4 separate regions of the Homo sapiens genome follow, and all the other regions are linked to region 2. A link is a contact called in ENCODE Hi-C or POLR2A ChIA-PET data. All regions are on one chromosome and are shown on one strand. The core of a region is the stretch at or near the end of the contact, and the rest is flanking DNA. Distances in the headings are between cores, read along the strand shown. Region 1 holds the start of COPS8-DT (COPS8 divergent transcript). Region 2 holds the start of PDE6D (phosphodiesterase 6D). Region 3 holds the start of UBE2F (ubiquitin conjugating enzyme E2 F (putative)). Region 4 holds the start of SCLY (selenocysteine lyase).

Evidence for each region. Hi-C counts contacts between places; a loop is a spot of excess contacts on that map. ChIA-PET counts read pairs that join two places held with the same protein, here RNA polymerase II (POLR2A). Pooled maps may share reads with other maps.
Region 1: a loop to region 2 is called in a map of CD4-positive, alpha-beta T cell, with 9 times the contacts of the local background. The contact joins the promoter of COPS8-DT here to the promoter of PDE6D in region 2. A Hi-C loop is called at or near these places in 2 of 168 maps with a recorded cell type or tissue (CD4-positive, alpha-beta T cell and naive thymus-derived CD4-positive, alpha-beta T cell) and 8 of 50 pooled maps. POLR2A ChIA-PET finds 5 or more read pairs at or near these places in 1 of 52 experiments (activated CD4-positive, alpha-beta T cell).
Region 3: a loop to region 2 is called in a map of CD4-positive, alpha-beta T cell, with 7 times the contacts of the local background. The contact joins the promoter of UBE2F here to the promoter of PDE6D in region 2. A Hi-C loop is called at or near these places in 2 of 168 maps with a recorded cell type or tissue (CD4-positive, alpha-beta T cell and CD8-positive, alpha-beta T cell) and 6 of 50 pooled maps.
Region 4: a map of naive thymus-derived CD4-positive, alpha-beta T cell shows a loop between it and region 2 (8-fold over the local background). The contact joins the promoter of SCLY here to the promoter of PDE6D in region 2. A Hi-C loop is called at or near these places in 1 of 168 maps with a recorded cell type or tissue (naive thymus-derived CD4-positive, alpha-beta T cell) and 7 of 50 pooled maps. POLR2A ChIA-PET finds 5 or more read pairs at or near these places in 1 of 52 experiments (OCI-LY7).

What each region holds. Positions count from the first base shown.
Region 1 is chr2:237,081,595-237,087,070 of GRCh38, reverse strand. COPS8-DT (COPS8 divergent transcript) reads left to right here and starts at 1,250. Exons shown (of 3, transcript NR_187934.1): 1 at 1,250-2,915. COPS8 (COP9 signalosome subunit 8) reads right to left here and starts at 1,182. Exons shown (of 8, transcript NM_006710.5): 1 at 1,029-1,182. The coding sequence starts at 1,106. RefSeq lists enhancers at 347-1,241, 1,052-1,601, 1,242-2,136.
Region 2 is chr2:231,777,988-231,783,308 of GRCh38, reverse strand. It overlaps PDE6D (phosphodiesterase 6D), which reads left to right and starts at 2,027. Exons shown (of 5, transcript NM_002601.4): 1 at 2,027-2,244. The coding sequence starts at 2,195. It also overlaps a transcript of COPS7B not described here. RefSeq lists enhancers at 2,001-2,230, 2,781-2,860 and silencers at 2,441-2,490, 2,614-2,837.
Region 3 is chr2:237,963,339-237,968,638 of GRCh38, reverse strand. It overlaps UBE2F (ubiquitin conjugating enzyme E2 F (putative)), which reads right to left and starts at 1,625. Exons shown (of 10, transcript NM_080678.3): 1 at 1,507-1,625. UBE2F-SCLY (UBE2F-SCLY readthrough (NMD candidate)) reads right to left here and starts at 1,694. Exons shown (of 19, transcript NR_037904.1): 1 at 1,507-1,694. RefSeq lists a silencer at 1,402-1,581 and cis regulatory regions at 3,098-3,761, 4,088-4,491.
Region 4 is chr2:238,059,651-238,064,938 of GRCh38, reverse strand. SCLY (selenocysteine lyase) reads right to left here and starts at 3,938. Exons shown (of 12, transcript NM_016510.7): 1 at 3,796-3,938; 2 at 470-582. The coding sequence starts at 3,884. UBE2F-SCLY (UBE2F-SCLY readthrough (NMD candidate)) reads right to left here. Exons shown (of 19, transcript NR_037904.1): 9 at 470-582. RefSeq lists silencers at 3,729-4,178, 4,319-4,528.

The DNA.
Region 1 (5,476 bases), core at 1-2,500, 5.3 Mb before region 2:
TTACCCTTTAACTTTCATTTTTAAAATAATATTTTATAAATGCTAATTTTAAAAGTAAGCCTTTTTAGTCTAAGACTATAAGTAATCTTATAGTCCTATTATAGATTTAGAAACAGCTTAGAGAAGTATCAAACACGAAAATTCTGAGTATTAAGTTTATATTCGTCATCAGCTTTGATTTATCTCCCTTTGGGCTTCAGTTTCTTTATACATTCAAGAATATGTAAGTGGATCCCCTTCCCCAGTTCTCAAATTCCCATTTAAATGATCTTACTATTATAAGAAACAAATTCGACAGATTCCTGAAGCATTCTGATTCTGCCCATTACATCAAGCGTCCTGAATAAGAGACAGAAAATCACCACAGCTGCGTTGCAAAGACAATTCTTTCCATTTTAACTCAACTGGAAAGTATCTATTATCTATTAGTGAGCTGCTGCTTCTGGATGTTGTCTCCTTTATTTAATTTTAAAACTAATGATATAAACCCTTTTTAAGTGTCTAAGAAAAACATTAACTTTAACAGCTGCATAACTTTCATCTGTCTTACTGAAGACAAAATGGCAAGCTAACTTGACAACATTACGAGAAAGGCTTTGTGAGTTAAAAAAAGGTTACAATGGTCACATTTTTCTTGGTGTGCGTGTGAGTTGCGGTGTGTGTGTTAGTGTGTGTGTGTATACCAAGATCTTTAATAAAACCCACTTTACTACCCTCTCCCAACCCGATACTGGGAAGGAAAGATGCCTAATTAATATGAGCTCATCGGTAGGTGCTGGAGCAAAGACGCACAGGGTTTTCGGGCTCACAAGCTGAAGACACATAACAAAAAGGTCCCGGCGAGTTCGGGGAGACCGGGCCCGGTCGGAGCAGGTTGCGGCGGTCAGGGATCCACACGTCCACCTCCCACGCCCGCCCCGTGAGCTCCCAAAGCCCGCTAGCCTCAGACCCCGTTACCCTGGAAACTGGTGCCGCCCCAGGGCCTAAGACTACTCCGCAGTTTCTCCCAGCGCGACGCAAAGGGTTACCTCGAGCTCCTGGTTCTCGCACTGATCCAGCAACTTTTTGAAACTAAAGGCGCTTTCCGCCATCACCGCCACTGGCATCTTCGCGGCCGGCCTCGCCGCTGCACCGTCCGGACAGCCAAACCCCAGACTGTCCCTCAGGCGTCGCGCCCGCGATGACGTTTAAAGCCGCCGTTGCCGCCGAGCGCCCCTGCGTACCAGACCGTCAGTTCCGGGGCGCCGTCAGACATCGCTGCGGCCGGGATAGGGCGCCGCCGTTCTGGCCGGCTTTCTCGGTGCCCTGGAGGACCTGGCCGGCTCCGCGGGAAGCTGTACTCAGAGCGCGCGGCCGCCCTCTGGCAGGGAGGAGTTCGTTGCACTTTTGAGGGTTCTTCACGAAGACATCCAATACATAGAAAACAAGTAACAGCAACAGTAACGAATTTTTAAATATTAAAATTGCTGGGGAACACGACGGATCCTGCAGCTGCTCGGCTGTCCCGGTCGTCAGTGACGCTAGGGCTCCGCACCGTACCCTGCATACCGTAGGTGCTCACGAAACGTTCGTGAGTTCCCTGCTCTGAGGAAACAAGCTTAAAAACTCAGAATCTAAGGTGTGAGTCTCCGCAAACCTGCTTGTTGGGCAGCGTCCCCCGCCCGGGCTAGCCCTGCACGCCCCACCCCGGAGCCACGCTTCTCCAGCCGGGACCCCTGCCTCCTTCCAGGCTATTCTCGGAACCGCAGCCAGAGGGAATTTTTTTTTCCTTTCCTGAAACGTAGAGCAGATCTGGTTACTCTTCTGCACAACGCCCTAAAATCTAGGGCCCTTCCCATCCCTCAGAATTTACATCTAATTCTCAGCTCCCCTCCGGCTTGCTGTAGCCATCCTGGCTTTTGTTTAGCACAGCACTTACTGTTAGTGACATTATATTGTATATTATTAACATATTTGTGTTTTACATCCCTCACTAGACCCCCAGGAAAGAGGCTTTGATGTGTTGCCTGCTGCAAGGCTGGCTGCATAATTTGTGGAGCTCAGAGAAAAGTGCGGAGCTTCCTTGTTCAAAAAACAGAAAGAAAGTGCCTCTGAGGTCATAAAATATAAAACTTTCTCTTTCCTCTCAGTTTCTCTCTTTTCATAGTGTTTTTATGTGTTATTTAATATCATTCCAAGAAAAATTTAGATTTAAATTGTTAGCATGAAGTTCACCATCCATCTTTACGTTGTGCAATGCCAGTTTTAAATACTAATATAAGTGCACTGATCTCATATGTGGAATCACAGAAATTATGCAATTTGTACTTCATAGCTTATACATGCATATAGATTTTGTTTTTACCAGAACCACGCTGGTAAAAACAGATGCTGCACAAAGTGAACTTGCCCGTTTTCATCGCACTTTACGTGCACGAATTCTACCTCTACTCTCGACCTGGGACTCACCGATGCGTAAGGAAGGACTGAAAAGCAAAAGAACTATGGACTGGCCTTTTGGCATGATCAGGTGTCTAATATAAAGAAGTGCATGAATAAGAAAATATATGATATGAGTGATGGTTAATACTGACTGTCAACTTGATTGGATTGAAGGATGCAAAGTATTGATCCTGGGTGTGTCTGTGAGGGTGTTGCCAAAGGAGATTAACATTTGAGTCAGTGGGCTGGGAAAGTTCGACCCACTGTTAATCTAGATGGACACCATCTAATCAGATGCCAGTGCAGCTAGAAATGTAAAGCAGACAGAAAAATGCGAAAAGAGAGACTGGCCTAGCCTGCCAGCCTACATCTTTCTCCCACGCTGGATGCTTCCTGCCCTCGAACATCAGACTCCAAGTTCTTCAGTTTGGGACTTGGACTGGCTCTCCTTGTTCCTCAGCTTGAAGACTGCCCATTGTGGGACTTGTGATCATGTGAGTTAATACTTAATAAACTCCTCTCTCTCTCTCTATATATATATATATAAATATATATATCCTATTAGTTCTGTCCCTCTAGAGAACCATGACTCATACAATATGGTTTCTTCATGCTTCTTAAGACACCATTGCCTTCTTTCTGCCTTCGAAACAAGTTTACTCTCTTAAGGGGAAAAGTGCGGCCTTTTGGGGTGTCAGCACCCAGCTCCCTCAGTTGTAGATACAGCACGAGTACCTTGTGCTCACTTTGAGTCTTGCTGGCCTCGCAACATCAGGGGTCCACAGGGAATTCAGTGTGCATGGTGCATTATGAATGCTGTATGGAACATCAGTGGCCACACGTAGAGGCCCGTTTCCCTGGCTCATGCTCCATTGTCTTAATGGACCTCACTTACAAACCACAAGTTTACAGATAAAATTATTAAGCATTTCAAGACAGAGACAGCCATCCTTGATTTTTTTTTTTTTTTTGGCGTAATCCACAACATCTCTGTGTGGAAATGATTGTTTAGTAATTCCCTGAATGAAATGTAAAGAAAAAAAAAAACACTTGTGTGTTCCTCAAGGAACTGCCAACATTAAATAGAAGGGCACATAAGTAGTTAGCAGAACTAGAGAGATCTTGGAGTAATAAAGCAACAGAGTTTCATCCACGGCTGCAAGGAAGAGAAGGACTGAGGGCAGTATGATTCTAAGATCACTTGACAGAACTATGAGGAGCAGGATTTTGAAGCTTGTAATAATGGTCTCTAACCCTTTTCGGGCAAAGAAATATTCAATAGAAGCCCTGCTTGGCTATTTGATCATTTAAAGGGAAAACTATAATGTGAACGCTTTGGCAGGTGCTTTGGGCCTCTAAGAGGTGGAAACCTACAAAGGTGGCTGTTTGCTGAATAGGAAATCCCGGTGAGGCTTTTGATACATATCACAGGTTAGAGGTGGAGATGGGGTGTCACTTAAAGGACTAAGCTGTTCTTTGGAAGGCCAGTACAGGAATTTGGGAGTTGGAGCCTGGATGCCAGAGAGGGTAGGAGGAGAGTCCTTGGGGGGCAGAGAGGAGTCTCTGGGAGCAGTTGGGGTCTAAGGTGAGACCCTGGCCTGGACACTGGGAACTCCAAGTGGCAGTGAAGCACTGAAGCGTCTTCAGGGCTGTGATGGTTGACATTCAGTTTTAAGTTGTCACTGTACTGTGCTGGAGCCACCTTTCCCCCCAGACTTTTGATAGTAAATGAGAGAAGTGAAGGGGGACAGGAAAGAGCAGTGTGGTGTAAAAGGCTGTCATCTCCGGAGGTGCGACTCAGAAGAGGGATCGAGACTGGGAAGAAGCAAGAAAGTCAATGAGAGGCACCCACAAGGACCCTCTGTTCCTGGAGATGCTGGCTTTGGAGTGGGAAGGACTGCGTTTCTCTCTGCTCTTGCAACGAGGGATGGGGTCAGCGTGCTGAAGGGAATCATGCACTCCGGAGGCTATAGGATGGGGGTCTCAGACCCATTACCACACCTGGTCTTCTCCTTGTGCAAACTGGCCCTTGTCCCATAACTCTTCTCTGGGAGAAGCACAGTGATTGAGGAGGTTGGAAATTGTACTAGGATGGCTGATGCAGTTTGGATGTTTGTCCCCTCCAAATCTCGTGTTGAAATGTGATCCCCAGTGTTGGAGGAGGACCTCATGGGAGGTGATTGGATCATGGAGATGGATCTTTCACGAATGGCTTAATGCCATCCACTTGGTGATGAGTGAGTTTTCACTCTAGCAGTTCACGTGATATCTGGTTGTTTAAAAGAGCACGATATCTCCTCCCTCTGTCTTGTTCCCTGTCTTGCCATGTGGCATGCCTGCTCCCCCTTCACCTTCTACCATAATTGGAAATTTACTGAGGTTTCCCAGAAGCAGAAGCCGGCACTATGCCTCCTGTACAGCCAACAGAATCATGAGCCAAAATAGACCTGTTTTCTCCATAAATTACCCAGTCTCAAGTATTTCTTTATAGTAACGCAAAAATGGACTAGCACAATGGCTAATTCAAAACTCTGAAATTTGACGTTTTTTGGTCCTATTTTCTGCCCTTTCAAAGTCTTCTTCTCCATTTGCTCCTGGGAACTATAGAGTCATTTATTATGAATAAGGTCCCTGAAGAAGTGATGTCACAAGGGCCTCAGGTGTGCTCCCGCCAGTTTCACACTGGTTGCCCATTTGCTTCGGGATCACAGTTTCCATGGCTGGGTCTAGGACCACATGATCTGTCTGATTCATGTCGTGAAGAAACCACAGCAAGCATTCATCAAGTGGCCCATCTCCCTTCCTGGGGCTCTTTGGCCCATGAACCTGCTCTTGAAGCTCTGGGATGTGGATGAGTCGGCCAGTGTGGGAGAAAGAGTGGGAGAGGAGAACGGATGATGAGCCCGGGTCACCTCTGTGCCCACAACACTCCCATTGTGTCGGTCTGGATTGTAGCAGGAAACATATGGAATACTCAGTGTATTCATCTGTTTTCACACTGCTGTAAAGAAATACCCAAGACTGGGTAATTTATAAAGGAAAGACGTTTGATTGA
Region 2 (5,321 bases), core at 778-3,277:
TACACACTAGCAATTCCTCTCCTAGAAATGTGTGCAAGTGTCTACAAAAAGAAACATGTAAGAATGCTCACTACGGCTTTGCTAATAATAGTCCAAAAAATAACAACCCAAATGCCCGCCAACAGTGGAAAAGATAAATTGTGGTATAAACATACAACAGAATACTATTCAGCAATTAAAAGGCTACACACAACATGGATGAATTTCACAAAAATACTGATAAAGTAAAAAAGCCAGACACATACTGTACATACTGTATTATTATATTTAACTGGAATTCAAGAACAGAGAAAACTGATCTATGGTGATACAGTCAGAAGAGTGATTATCTCAATATGTAAGGATGTAATACTGATTGGGAGGGAGCACTAAGTGTGCTAGAAATGTTCTATATCTTGATTTGGGTAGTGGCGACAGGGGTGTATACCTATGTGAAAATTGTTCCCATACTGTATGTTACACCTCATTAACAAAAAAAAAACTTTTTTAACATGGAAAAAAAATTCAAGTTCAAATGCCACCTTGTCCATTAAAGTTTTGCCAGCTGCAATGAACCTTTTCATCAGGGCCTCCTTAGCATTCTGATGTCATTTCTTTATGCCATTTTATCACACTCCATCTTGAATCTCAGTGGAGTCTCCTTATTTCCCTAAATATATGTTCATCTTCCTGGTGGCAGTGACCATGTCCTTCACCTTTTACCCACTCAGTGCCTGACAAATAACAGGCTGAAAAGATATTTGTTGAATTACATGGAAGAAAAAATTGGGTGAGTTCCCAGATGGGTGAAAGTGGGGACAGGCAGAGGAAGGAAGGCCAAGAGAAGGACAGAGGAGGTTTCCAAGGAAACCGTGGCTCACACTGTAATTTTACCTACTTCCTGAAATCACATTAAATGTCACCTTGAGTGGCAAAAAACAAAACACCAAATCCTACCTAGGCTGAAAATAAATAAATATCACACTCCCTCACTCGCAAGAAATCCACCAAATAAATGCTACCTAATTCTGGGTGTTTCAACAGTGGATAGGAAAACCGTTCAAGGAGAATAATTCACATTGCCATGCTGCTAAAAATATCACCTCCTTAGTGTGGTGCAAAGAGTCCAGACTGCAAGTCAGCCGACTTAGGGCTGAATTCTAACTCTGCCCGAACTTGCTGTGATCTGTGGCCAATCCCTTCGCCTCTCTGGGCCTCAATTTCCTCATACGTAACAACAGGGGATAGATTAGCAAAGTCCCTTTATGTTTTGATATTCTGAGTATACAATCCATAGCTCTCCCGGTGCAAACCAGGAATACAGCAAAAAACCCTGAAATACATGTAAAAGGCGCCTCAGACCAACAAACAAGCACGATTTGAAGAAGTCATTTTGTTCTCTTTCACGGTTTAATCAGTGTTTTTGTTTGTTGTTTGCAGCCTTACCATGATTTGCAGATGTCTGAGTTCCATGTAAACAGAAGTTAACTCTCTGCGGGCTGTCATCTTCTTTTGAGGGTGAGAAGGGTCTTCCCGTTGGGTTTCAAGTCTCGGGATTCCGAAACGACCAACTCAGCGGGCGGGTTTGTGAATTTGCGCACACTGCGCGGCACACTGGAGTCTAAGTTACAGAGGAACCGAGTGCAGGGGATGCTGGGATTTGTAGTCCCCGGGCCTCTTTGTGGTGCGCTGGGATCTGTGGTCCCCCGAGTGCGCCGCTGGAATGCTGGGAAATGTAGTCTCTGTCGCGTCGCACAGTGCAACTCAGCTGCCGTCTCAGACGGCTAGTGTGCTCAGTGGCTGGAGCAGGTCCCTAAAGCCTCTGCAGATCCGAAGCCAACCCTCCGCTGGGACAAACTCTAGGCAACAACACCAGATGAATATTGTGTCCTATGGGACTTCCCGGGGAGGGCCCTTCCCATTGACGTTAACAGTCCCCCTGCGAAGCCGCTGCGCGCTCCTACTGGCTGGTTGAGATGCCAATCGCCAAGGCTGGCTTTCCATTGGTTCCAGGAGGGCACTGCGAGGCTAGGGGGAAGGAGAAGGGATCAGAAGCGGGAGCTGAGGGGAGAGAGAGGCCGGTCCTGGTCTGGCCGCTGCGGCTGCTAGCCCGAGGTCTCCAAGCCGGGCTGCGGCTCCATCCTCGGCTCCTGGGCACCGTCTGCGAGGCTCCGCCGACCAGAGTGAGAAAGCCGCGGGCGGCGACCGCCGCATCATGTCAGCCAAGGACGAGCGGGCCAGGGAGATCCTGAGGGGCTTCAAACTGTATCCGTCCGGGAGCGGGGCGGGGCCGGGAGGACTTGGGAGGCGGCCGCTCACTGAGGAGACTGGCCGGGGGCGGGGGCCGCGCCAGGTGGGCCCCACAGAAGAAGGGCCGCGGGAGGGGAGAGGAAAGGAACAGCGTGCCGAGCACCCGGCGGGACCCGGCGCGAGAGGCGCCCCAAGGGGCGTCCTGAGGGAGGAAGGGGACGTTGACGGGAGCGCCGGGGGGTGGCGGGTGGAGACGGGGGAGCCTGGGGGACGGGGCTGCGAGAGGTGCCGGGCGTCGGAAACGCTGTCGGAGAAGCCGGCTGGGTTCCGATCCCCGGCCGGGACCCAGAGGCCGGGATGGGGCTGCGGCCCGCGGAGAAGGGCTGAGGGGGCGCGGTGGGCTGATCTCGAAGCCTAGAAGCCTCTTTGGCTATAAGCCTACCCGGGGAGCGGGGAACAGTGACTTGGAGCGGGCGACCTTGTGTGGGACAAATACCAGTGCTTTTAAAACTCTCTCAGGTCCCCCACCGCACCGCACCGCACCCCACCCCCGTCTGGTTTCCACAACTTCTCTTCCAAACTTGTGGCTTCTTCCAGGACTGGAGTAGTTGGGGGAGGTGGGGAAAGAGAAGTCCAAGATCGACCTCGTCTTAACACTCTTGGCCTTCTCAGGCATTGGTCACTGCTTCCCCCTCAGCGCCTCAGTTTTCTTTCCAGCAAGATGAGGACCATAGGCTTAGGTGTGGGGTGCCTCGCGCTGGGACTCCTAGCCGAGGTGTCTTTGCTCGCTCCTGTCGGTGCGGTTATGCCTAGCTGTGGTGGAGCTGTCCAGCAATGGTGTGATGTCGCTGGGGCCACGGTAGGATAGAGTGGGGTAGAGAAATCATTGCCTCGGGCCTGTTGTGGTGCCCCTTTTGCATCCTCTCCGTAAGGAAGCTTTGTGTTTTCGTGGAGTGTGTTAGTCTGTCACCATATGATGCAGATGAAAAAATGCAAACTTGGATATTCAAATTTTCCATTCTCCTGCCAACTTTAATCTCTTCATGCATCCTATCTGTAATCTATAGTACGAACGTTCTTAAATTGCTCCCTCAGTGAAAAGGTAGTCACCACTTCAGGGCTCCTCCCTTGGAGGTTTAGTAAAGCACTGTTTTCTTGGTATTCTGTTGCGTTTTCACAATGTCCATGTCACGCTTGCAAATTTAATTGCTTTGCTATAATCAGAAACCAAGTTGGTAATACATTTTAGACCACAGTGCAAAAAGGAAGTTTTGGATGTACAAGTGAGATTTTTCGAATGGAAATTGATCTATGCTTTTTAAAAAAACTAAAGGCTGTATCACCTTTGCATACTACCATCTGTGATAAACTTTCAGTACTTTCATGTTTTGGTTTAGTAGCAGCCTCTTTTATAGCTCCATGTGCCTTTCTGTGTTTCTCTCCATAATGGATCAAATAGGTATATAGGGATGACTGAAGTGCTGGAAAAGCTATGACATGGATTTTATTTTTCCCTCAAATAATTTATACTATTAACATCTAACAATGTAATAATATTGCTACTTAACATGCTTTGTAGACAGTAAACCGGAAACTGGAGAATTGAGAGATTTCAGAAGCAACGTTTTCATCTGATTGGAAATACCGTATTGCTGAAAAGAAGAAAGGCCTTTTTAATGGCTTTTGAACAAAGCAGAAAAGTTTGAGCTTCTCACCTTCAGTCTTAGCTCTTGAACCTGTTGAGAAAGAGGATAAGAGACAAATACGGAAAAGAGTTTCAGAAAGCAGAATCTGTGTCAGCCCACTGGAAGGAAAAGCGAATCAACCGATTCAGTGATGTTAGTGCATCCAGAAACAGGCTTTTGGGAAAAGCTTGACCTGAGCTGATTAAATCCTGAAGCACAAGGGAAGCAGCCACATCAAAAAGTTAGCATGAGAGCAGTGGCGTGCTCATCCTCTGGTAGCCTTTACTGGGCATTTGTGGAGTAAGAGAGAAAAGAAAAGCAGGAATGTTAAGATATGCTACTACCTTCAGGAAAAAGTAAAATTAATGTTTTAGTAAGAAACTGACTATTGTCCACCTTTTATTGGGTAAATAGATTTTCTGAACTTTCTTTCAGAGTATCTGTTTCTGTAAGAATAGTTTATCACTGCAAAAAGAGCACCATTATGTTCTCCCACCAGCAGTGTTGATAGTACTCAGTTTTCCACGTTGACTAGGTCAGTCTTTTTTATTTGCCAGTTTGGATAACAAATGATACATTGTTTTAATTGGTATTCTTCTGGATCCCTAGATCCATGAAAAGGTAATGTAGCATAGTGGTTAAGAGCTATACTGGACTATGTCTCTATACTGCCTGCATTGGAATTCCAGCCCTGCGCTCCTAGTTGTGTGTCCCTGAGCAACTGCTTTAACCTCACCTCAATTTTCTTATCTGTAAGATGGGGAAAATAATAGTACCTATCTCATGGGGCTGTAAGAGTAAATGAGTTGATATCTAAAGCATTTAGAAAAGCACCTGATCCACAGTGAGCATTATGCTTTAGCCAGTGTTATTCTTGTTATTATTAGAGAAGTTGCACATCTCTTCTATTTGGCCATTTCTTTTTCTTCTGTAAATTGTTTGTTAATTTTGTTTTTGCCCATTTTACTATTGTTTATTTTTCTTATTTGTAGATGTTCTTTACATATTGTAATATCAATCCTTTGCCTATTATGTATTTTGCAAATATTTTCTTTCAATGTATTGTCTCCTTTTTTGTTGAACAGAATTTTTAAATTGTCATTTCAAATTTATTTTATTTCATTTGTTTGAGACGGAGTCTTGGTCTGTTGCCCAAGTTGGAATGCAGTGGCGCAATCTTGGCTCACTGCAACCTCCGCCTCCCAGGTTCAAGCAATTCTCCTGCCTCAGCCTCCTGAGTAGCTGGGATTACAGGTGCATGCCACCATGCCCAGCTAATTTTTGTATTTTTAATAGAGATGGGGTTTCACCATGTTGGCCAAGCTGTTCTCAAACACCTGACCTCATGATCTGCCTGCCTCTGCCTCCCAAAGTGCTGGGATTACAGGCATGAGCCACCGTGCCTGG
Region 3 (5,300 bases), core at 376-2,875, 6.2 Mb before region 2:
CAGCATCCCTGCAAGCAATGGCAAAACCAGGCCATGTCACTTGTGCAGGGACACCAGGGGCCAGTCAGCTCAAGGTGAGGGGGCTACTTATTTACAATTCCTTCCGAATGGAGACGTCTCAATCCAAGCATAAAGGATGGGACTGCGGGTCACTAGGGGACACTCAACTTCCCCAGCCAAAGGGGCCCCGATCAGGGCACAACAAAGTCCACATCCCACTCTTCTACAGAATGCCAGTGCCCAGGAACCTCCTGCTCGGCACAGGAGTACGCTGGTTGACCGACCATCTTTGGAGCCCAGCCCCTTTTACGTTCAGCAGTAAACCTGCCCCTTCCTGCACTGCCTACTACCTGAAAGGCAGGTATGTCCAGGTGGGGGGTCCTCAAGCCCCACAGCACTAAGCTTGGTGTGATTCTGTCTCTCAATCTCTCTCTCTCTCCCACCTCTATGCTCCCCCTTGCCTTCATCTCACTCCTCAGCCAGGATTCCTCTGCACCAGGCAGGCCAGTTTCCTCTTTGTTCCTTCACAACACCCTGTTCATTTCCAGAAGCTTCTATTCAGTCTGATACCCAGGTCTAGAATGCCCTCCTTCCCTTCACAAACGAATCCTACCCCTTCCTTAAGGGGAAGATTCCTACCTACATCCCAACATCTCCTCCTCCAAGAAGCTTTCTCTGGCTATTCCAACCCATCCTGCCCCCACTTCCAGGCGGTCGGGAATGCAGAGTGGGGGGACCCAATTCTCTCCTGTGACAGATGAGGAAACTGAGCCCAGGGAGGGGAAGGCCACACCCAAGATGACACACCAGCAGAACTAGGTCTGGAACCAAGACTCTGCTGCACTAATTGTTCCAAGATGCCCTTCCTTCCTCGTCTCCTTTGCTGTGGTAAAAATTTTCCAAACTAGCCTGGCCGCCCCCAGTTGTAGGTAAGCGTCCATACTTACTCTTCCCGCTGCAGGTACGAGGACCGGGCGCGAGTTGTCACTCCCCTCACCTCCCCCGCTCCTCACGGCCTAGCGCGACTCCTGCCCCGATCGGGAGTCCAGTCCCGGTTTCTGCGGCCACGTCGGGCCGGTGACCTTGGCCAGGCGCTGGACGCCCCGCTTCCTCCGTACAAGGCAGGCAGCCGATCCCGCGAGTGGGGCGTGAGCGCGGCCAGGTCTGTGCCACGCTCGGCCCAGGGCCTGGTTCACACCAGGTGCTCGGCGCGGGCCGTCCCCCGCCGCCGCCGCCGCGGTCACTCACTGCCGGGCGAGGCCAGCGCCCCGGCCGCCGACGCCGCCTCCGACCCCCGGCTCGCGGCCCGCGGCCCGCGGCCCCTTCCCATTCACGCCGCTCGGCCTCGCGTCCGGGTGCCCGCGCCCGCCAGGCCCCCGGCGTGAGGAACCCGGCGGGCCCGAGGCGGCCCCGCCACCGCCCGCGCCCTCCGCCCGGCCCGCAGGCCAGCCCGTGCACCGGCGGCCGCACCTCGCCCCGCCGCAGAGCCGCACGGTCGCTCCTCACCTGGGCTCCCCGAGACAGGCGAGGCGGGCCCGGCGCCCAACACCATGCCCGGTCCGGGCGGCTGCTGCGAGACGCGGCCCCTCACAGCCGCACCGGCTCCCGGCGGCGGGACCGGAAGTGGCGGGGCGGGGACTCGGCCGCTCTCGCCCGCGGCAGCCGAGACAGCAGCGGGCGCTTTAAAAAAAAAATTCAAAGTCGCGAAAAACTTTATTTGGAACCAGACACGCGAACAGCGGCGTGCGCCGATCGGGACTGGGCTGGGCGACGGGCCTCTCGGACCTCGCTCATTGGCAGAGGGCGCGGCCAGGGGGCGGGCACGGATTTCGCAACCGCCGCTGATTGGCGAGTAGCGTTAGGGGCGGGGATTCCGAGTTGGCTCTGGAGCCCGAGCGCCGGAGGGCTGGGGGTTTTGCACCTGGTTCCAACACGGGTTCACTTCGTGGTCTGCAGGGTTTAGGGGCACGGAGGAGCCCGGGCTATCCTTCCCTGAAGGAGCGGCCTCCGTGGCTGGAGCTCCCGCTGTCCAGCGCCGCACCTGGAGTGCAAAGGACTGGACAGGCCCCCGCAGCCTGCAGTGCAGGCGGTGAGGGAGACCGGGCGGTCAGACACGCAAGCCACGACCAACCCCAAACCGTGTGCTGCGCCCACAGGCCCCACTGTTCTTGTCATGTCCCTTTTATTCCTTCTTTTCTCTCTTAAATGTGTTTAAAGTACCTTAAAAATCCATTTCAACTTGTCCTCTTTTGGGCGCCCAGATTCATCCCGCGCCCATTAGCGTCCTGTGTGATTGACGAGGGGCCGTCCTGGGCGTCAGGCAGGCCCCTGGAGGAGTGGGCCATTAGAAAGATGAGGTTCAGCATGGAAACGGTCAGAAAGAGACAAGGAGTTAGACTTTCATTTCGAAAAACCCCACTGAGAGGTTTCTAACAGTGGAGTGACTATCAGGTTTTCTTCCTAAAGGAGGCTGGCGGGCCCGGTGGCTCACGCCTGTAATCCTAGCACTTTGGGAGGCCAAAGTGGGAGGATCCCATGAGCCCAAGAGTTTAAGACCAGCCTCCTGATGGTGGCAAGACCCCATCGCTACAAAAAAAGAAAAAAAAAATTAGCCGCGTGGTGGCGCGCGCCTGTAGTCCCAGCTACTCAGGAGGCTGGGATGGGAGGATCACCTGAGCCCAGGAGGTTGAGGCTGCAGTGAGCCGTGATCGCACCACTGCACTCCAGCTTGGGTGACAGGGCAGACCCTGTCCCCATAATAATAATAAAGGCTTTGGCTCTAAGTGAGTCGGTGGGAATGGAGTCAGGAAAACTGGTCAAGAACACAACTCAGCCGGGCGCAGTGGCTCAGGCCTGTAATCCCAGCACTTTGGGAGGCCGAGGCAGACAGATCACCTGAGGTCAGGAGTTCAAGACCAGCCTGGCCAACATGGCAAAACCCCATCTCTACTAAAAATACAAAAAAGCCGGGCGTGGTGGTGCGCCCTTGTAATCCCAGCTATTTGGAACGCTGAGGCAGGAGAATTGCTTGAACCCAGGAGGCGGAGGTTGCAGTGAGCTGACACTGCACTCCAGTCTGGGTGACACAGCAAGACTGTTTCCAGAAAAAAAAGAAAAAAGAAAGAACACAACTTGTGTTATTTCTTGTGTTTGGGACCATGTCTCTCCCTTTTTTGCCCGGCTAACTCTCAAGTTTTCCTAAGCTAAGACACCAACTTCTGATAGGCCTCAAAGCCTGGGGGTGGGGTGGGGCAGTGCAGGTGCCCTCTGTGTCTTCCTTGGAGCCCTGCACTTCCCTCTTCCTTATTGTCATGGCCTGTTTCCCTGACTAAGCTCAGCTCCTCAGCCCTCCTCTTCCTTCTTCCTCCAGCGTCACCTCCTGCCACCCCCTTTCCCATCCTGGAACATGCAGGTGATTAAAACACATCTGCTGGATAGAGATTGCATGCGCTGGCGGCATGAGTCCTGGTGAGAGGAGATAAGGGCTTGAAGATTGCAGTGTGTGAAGGTGCAGCCGGAATGGCGTGAGCACTTGTCTTACTCATAAGCGTCACTGTCTGCAGAATGGATTGCACCACACATTGGCCCACGTAGGCCCAAATTCCACCGCTGTGGATGAATGAAGTCATTTCTAGCTCCATTTCATGAGGCTGCCTAATTCTTTCACTAAGACTTATTTAGGACTTCCTAGTTTATTAACTCAATTAATCCAAACAATAACCCCATGAAACAGGTATTATCCCCATTTTATAGATGAGGAAACTGACACAGAAGTTAAGTAGTCTGTTGGCAAAAAAGGTCAAACTGTAAAATATTTGAAGAGATTTTATTCAGAGCCAAATATGAGTGACGAAGGCCTGAGTCACAGCCTCAAGAGGTCCTGAGAACATGTGCCAAGGTGGTTGGATTACAGCTCGATTTTTATAAATTTTAGGGGTGTCAGAGGCGTTTGAACCAGAGCAACTCCATCTTGAGGCTAAGACCTACTGGGCTACATTCCCAGGAGGTTAGGCATTCTAAGTCACAGGATGACATAGAAGGTTGGCACAGGTACAGGTCACAAAGAGCTTGCCGTTAAAAGGATGCCATTAAGAAGCCGGCCAAAACCAAGATAGCGACGAAAGTGTTCTCTGTTCATCCTCACTGTTCATTACGCACTAGTTATAATGTATCTGTTGCTAAAAGACACTCTCACCAGTGCCATGACAGTTTACAAATGTCATGGCAAAGACAGCAAGTTATCCTATGTGATCTAAAAATGGGAGGACCCCTCAGTTCCAGGAATTGCCCAGCCTTTTCCTGGAAAACTCACGAATAATCAACCCCTTGTTTAGCATATAATCAGGAAATGACCATAAAAGTGGCCAACCAGCAGCCCTTGGGGCTGCTCTGCCTACGTAGTAGCCATTCTTTTATTTCCTTACTTCTCTAATATACTTGCTTCACTTTACTCTAATGGATTCCTCTTGAATTCTTTCTTGTTTGAGATCCAATAACCCTCTCTTGGGGTCTGGATCAGGACCCCTTTTTGGTAACAGGGGGACAGAAGTTACAGGCAGACACCAATCAATACATGTACATTAGTTCAGTCTGGAAAGGCAGGATAACTGGAAGCAGGGAAGGGTAGGCAGGAGCTTCTGGATCATAGGTAGATTCAAAGATTTTCTGATTGGCAATTTGGTTGAAATAGTTATTGTCTAACGAACTGGAATGAATAGAAAGGAGTGTCTGGGATAAGATAAGGTGTTGTATAGACAAATGTTCTTATGTAGATGAAGCCTCCTGGTAGCAGGCTTCAGAGAAATAGATGGTAAGTATTTCTTATCAGACCTAAAAAGATGCCAGACTCTTGGTTAATCTCTCCTGGATCAGAAAAAGATCTGGAAAGGGAAATCTACAGAACGTAGATTTTCCCCACAAGAGACAGCTTTGCAAGGCCATTTCAAAATATGTCAAAGAAGGCTGGGCACGGTGGCTCATGCCTGTAATCTCAGCACTTTGGGATCACGAGGTCAGGAGTTCGAGACCAGCCTCACCAACATGGTGAAACCCCATCTCTACTAAAATACAAAAATTAGCCAGGTGTGGTGGCAGGCGCCTGTAATCTCAGCTACTCAGTAGGCTGAGGCAGGAGAATCACTTGAACCCGGGAGGCTGAGGTTGCAGTGAACCAAGATTGCTCCATTGCAATCCAGCCTGGGTGACAGAGCAAGACTCTGTCACAAAAAAAAAAAAAAAAAAACTCAAAGAAATATATTTTGGGGTGAAATATTTCTCTTTCTTTCAGGGCCCACCGTCAT
Region 4 (5,288 bases), core at 2,689-5,188, 6.3 Mb before region 2:
TACAATAAGAATAAATTGGAAACAAATAAGAATATTCATAACTAAAGTAATTAATGAAAAAGTAATTTTCATCTTTAAAAAGGGCCAGGATTATATGTTATCCTGATGACCTAAAAGACATATTTTGCAAATTCTGTAAGGATTGACTGAGCTAGATCTGTGAAGTGCTCCACAGGTACTGACTGCTACTTCAAGGAACTCTCAGTAGACACCTTTCTCATCTGGGAAAGGGTGACAGGACAGCATGTTAAAGATTAAACATTAAAGGTTAAAGATTACAGTATCGACAAGGCTCAGCTTACAAATGGGGCCTTCCCAGAAAAGAAACTATCAAAAATTACAGCTCAAGAATTGCAGCTAACAGAAACCTATTCAAAACAAAGCCGTCACGTGTGGGTGTGCAATTTCTCTAAGAGCGCCCCATCCCCATTATCTCCCATCAGTGAACACGTGCATCTTCTAGAATTACCTGCTGAATACGGGCTGCTGGGATTTCCCCAGGCTTCCCACATGGCCTTGGTCATGGCCTGGATAACTTCTGGCTCCAGGGGAGTCGTTGCATTATAGTCCATATAAACTTTCCTGAAGGAAAGAAAGCAAAGACACCCATTAAGGAAAAGGAGATGGCATATGGGAAATATGGCTGCTCTGTGTCTATCCCATCGGCAGGAGCAAATAATGTCAAGGGCATGGTGATCCTCTGCATAAGCACTGCAGGCATCCACAAGCTGCACTTGGGAATCTACAGATCTACACTACTTATGGAAAATGCATGCATAATTTCTAAGACTCTAGTTTTTGTCAATTTCTTTTATAATTGATAGGACTTGGATTTTCATTTCGGTTTTCAAAATTTCTTTCTAGCAAGGCACAGTGGATTGTGCCTGTAGTCCAGCCATGTGGGAGGCTGAGGCGGAATGACCTCTTGAGGCCAGAAGTTTGAGGCTGCAGTGAGCTATGATGGTGCCTATGAATAGCCACTGCACTCCAGCCCGGGCAACACAGCCAGACCCAGTCTCTAATAACAAACACTCTTTCTACCCCTTGGTAGGATTAATGGTCTGTTGGGCCCAGATTACCCATCTGACTGCTGTAAAGGGCAGATCACTGGCCTCTTCCTTATGGAAGGAGGGGAACAGCTGCACATTCCCCAAGGGAACTTTCCTGTCTGCTGTTTTAACTTCATCAGAGGTTCGCCTTATTTCCCCACACTCATTTTTGCGATGGCCTGTGGGGCTCCTAGTGACCTGGGCTTCTCCCTGGGGCAGGTGAACTTTGGCCCCAGACCTTGCACTTTCAGTTTCTTTGCCCAGAAAGACTACATGCCCTGCCCCCACCTTACTTTTTTAGGTCTTTGTTCCAACTTAGTCCTCTTGTGAGACCCCCTGCCCTGCAGCTCTGCTTAAAACTACAGCTGGCTGGGCGCGGTGGCTCACGCCTATAATCCCAGCACTTTGGGAGGTCAAGGCAGGTGGATCACTTGAGGTTAGGAGTTTGAGACCAGCCTGGCCAACATGGTGAAACTCCATCTCTACTAAAAATGCAAACATTAGCCCTACTAGGGAGGCTGGGGCAGAAGAATTGCTTGAACCCAGGAGGCAGAGGTTGCTGTGAGCCGAGATCATATCACTGCACTCTAGCCTGGGCAACAGAGTGAGAGTCCGTCTCAAAAAAAAAAAAAACAACAACAAAAAAAACAAACCCACAAAACTGCAGCCACCTATGTCCCTACCTCCCCAGCCTCCAGGTCCCCTTCCCGCCTTCCTTTCTGGGCAGCATCATCATCTGACATACCAGACTTGTTCCCTTACTGTCTACCTTAATAGAGTAACAGAAGTATGGCTCCATGGGCATGGGGGCTCTGTTTTTCTCACTGCCCTGTCACCAATGTTGAAGCCCATGGTTGCCACACAACAGGGGCCTGATTTTTATAAGATGACAAAATAAATGCCACAGAAAGTACAAATTCCCTGAAAGATCCCTCACTAAGTAAAATTTATCTGTATATCTTTTTACTAATATCCAAAACCTTCGAAAGCCTTTAGAAAAATGTGTAGTAGTAGTCCTGCCTGATATTAATTTATCTAGTTTTTAAATAAACAGTGCTTACACCAATCCACATGAAAACCCAGATACAATGACTAACTGTGGCTGTTAAGCCACTGAGTGTGGACAGAATGTGCATTAGTTGAAATGAAGCATCTTTTCTGTTCAAAATCACTCAACAGGCTGTGCCCTGTGGCTCACGCCTGTAATCCCGGCACTTTGGGAGGCCAAGGCGGGCAGATCACCTGAGGTCAGGAGTTCAAGGTCAGCCTGGCCAACACGGCGAAACCCCATCTCTACTAAAAATACAATAAAATTAGCTGGACGTGGTGGCACGTGCCTGTAATCCCAGCTACTTGGGAGGCTGAGACAGGAGAATCGTTTGAACCCGGGCAGTGGATGTTGCAGTGAGCCAAGACTGCACCACTGCACTCCAGCCTGGGTGACAGAGTGAGACTCCATCTCAATTAAAAAAAAAAAAAAAAATCACTCAATAGGTACAAGGCTTTGACAAGTTTGACTCGCCATCCTTTACCACTCTGGTACTAGTATTAATAGTCCTAGGAATCCCCCAGCCCGGCTTGACTTTGCATGTGCCCTTATATCTGTTTTTCTTTCCTATAAATAAGCATCCAAAGTACCTTAGGCTAGCTAGTGTTTGTTGAGCGACTGTAGCTCTTCAATCTGCTGCTGGGCTGAACAAATCTATTTTGTTCAGATTAATACTTTACACATTCCTTTGCTTCATTATTTGCTGCTTCCTTAAAATGCTATCAGTATTGGATGAGCAGGCTCAACTTTGTTAGCTTCATAACCAAAAAATAAAAAATCTTGGGAATCTCGCTCCACTGATTCCCTAGGGGATATTTTCCCAGATCCCTTCACTTTGTTCCAACCAAGGTAGAATGCCAAATGTGTGTGCTTTAGGCCTGGACCCCCTCATATTCTAAGCATGGGTAGCGAATGAGCTCACAAAAAGGAAAAAGAGGGGTCTGGAAAGAAGACACACAAACCAGAAAATGCATACCCCTGCCTCCTGCTCTTCTCGGACTTAACTAGTATGGATACCACGTGCTTCGGGTCTCCGCGCTTCTCAGCGGTGGCCATCCCGTTTCCTGCAGCTGGGCCAGCAGTCTGGGAGAACCCTTGATTCCCTTTCACCTGCCCCAGTGCACCAGCTTCCTACCAACGCATCCGTTTCTGGGCGCACACCACATCTCTCTCCTAGGTTGTTACAAGATCCCCAACTGGCTTCCCGGCTTCCTCTCGTCCCATGCCTACCCGCGCCCCTACTTTCTAGGAAGCAGCCAGAAGGACTCCTTCAAAACACTTAAATTGCATCGCCCCGTGATCAACTTCCGAGGCCCCATAAGGCTCCGAATGAACCCCAAAGTTCTTCCCGGGCTCAGGGGCTCTGCCGGTTCACCTCCGGCAAGTCCCCTGCCCTTCGCATCTGCTGTGCCCTCTTCCTGGCAGGCTCTGCTTCCCCAGAACCTGCAAACCTCACCCCTGGAAGTCACTCGGGTTTCGGCCCCAAAGTCACCTCTCCGTGGGCCCTTGCGGGGCCACAGCTCGCACCCGCTCCTCCTTGAAGCTCGCATCCCTGACTTAGGCCGACCTCGCGGACATCCCCGCGCGGGACGCCCCACGCGAGAGCGGCCACAGGCCGGGAGCCCCCTTCGTCCTCCCGCGCGGGACAATCGGCGACAGGCGCCGGCCGCTCCCCAGCCCTGCCCTAAAGGCGCGCACCTCTCCGGCGAGTTGTGTTTCCCGCAGCCGCTGGGCTGACTCGCCGCGGGTGCCGGCGCATCCCTCCCCGGCGCCACGGCCGCCTCCATCCCCGCCCCACTGCTGCCGGGCATCCAGCCTCCTTCCCGCGGAGCGCTACGGGCCCAGAGCGCCGGGGAGGAGGCGGGGCCGCGACGCCCGGGCGCGTCCGGATTGGCTGAGCGAAGCACCCCAGCCAATCCACCCGCTTCAGAGGGCCGCCGAGCCCCCAGCGGGGAGGCGAGGCTGCGCTGGGTCAGGTGACGGGTGGGGGCGGGGCTTAGCGCGTCACAGAGCTTCCCGGGAACCGGGCGCTAGAAGCCGCGTCTCCTGGGCCGGCGGATCCCCGCACTTTCACTTCCGGGGGAGCCCCGTGACCTTTGCTGTCTGCGGCAGGGCCGCCATCGGGCCGCGGCCGGTTAGTCGGCGTAAGAGCAGGCGGGGCCCGAGCTGGACCTGAGGAGCAGAGGCGGCTGGGCAGTCCTGCGGGTGCCTCCCTCTAGCCGCATGAGCGCGGGACCGTGCACTCCGGGAGAGCCGGGGCCGCGCGGCCTTGTTCCCCGCGAACCCTCGAGGGGAAGTGCCGGGGCCGCGGCAGCAGGGCCAGGGCCCCGGGGGTCTCCCGCAGGCCACCCTGGACAGTGATGAGCAGGTCCGCTGGACCTGCGCGTCCGTTAGTCGGAGCGGCTCCATAGGGGACCTGGATGGCGTGAAGTTAAGAGTCACGCATCGAGGATGGACTTGAGGGGATCTGGAGTAGAGGATGGGAGGGCATTGAGAAAATAGGGCCAGAGATGAGGGACTCTAAGTGGGCGTGGAAACGCAGGAAAGATTAATTCAAGATCTGTTTAGGCCGTTAAATAGGAATTGGGGCATGAGGGACAGGAAGGAAGCAAGGATTAGACAAGTGACTGGGAAGATGTTAGTGCCTTTATCTGGGTAAGAGGGAAGACGGGAGGGGGAAAGATGATGGGTTTAGCTTTGGACATGTTGAGTTGTCTGTGAGACAGTCACAAGTGTAAACATCCACCAATGGTTGGTGTCCCGCCAACCATTAAGAAAAGTCAGTTGAGAAAGTGGTAGAAATGAGCAAAAATCCTCACGAAGCCATCCTACCGTCACTTTTTTTGTTGTTTTTTGTTTTTTTGGCATAATAGTGTCTACCTTTAATTGAGCCTTGAACTATGCCAGGCAGTGTTCTAGGTATTTTTCGTGTGTTCACTAATTTAATCTTGATGATTAACCCAGTCTGGTAGGTATTTATGTATGAGGAATCCAAGATACAGAAAGGCATCTTGCCCAAGTTCACACGAGTAGTGGCTGGAGCCAAAATTCGGTTTCAAGCATGCTTTGCCAAGAGGTTGAATTTTAATTGGCTTTTCATGGGCTTTCTCTATTTTGTGTCCTGTTGGGGTCCAGAATAACTTGGCTTTTCCAGCACAGCAAATCTGCAAATTTCTGGACTCATTCTCTCT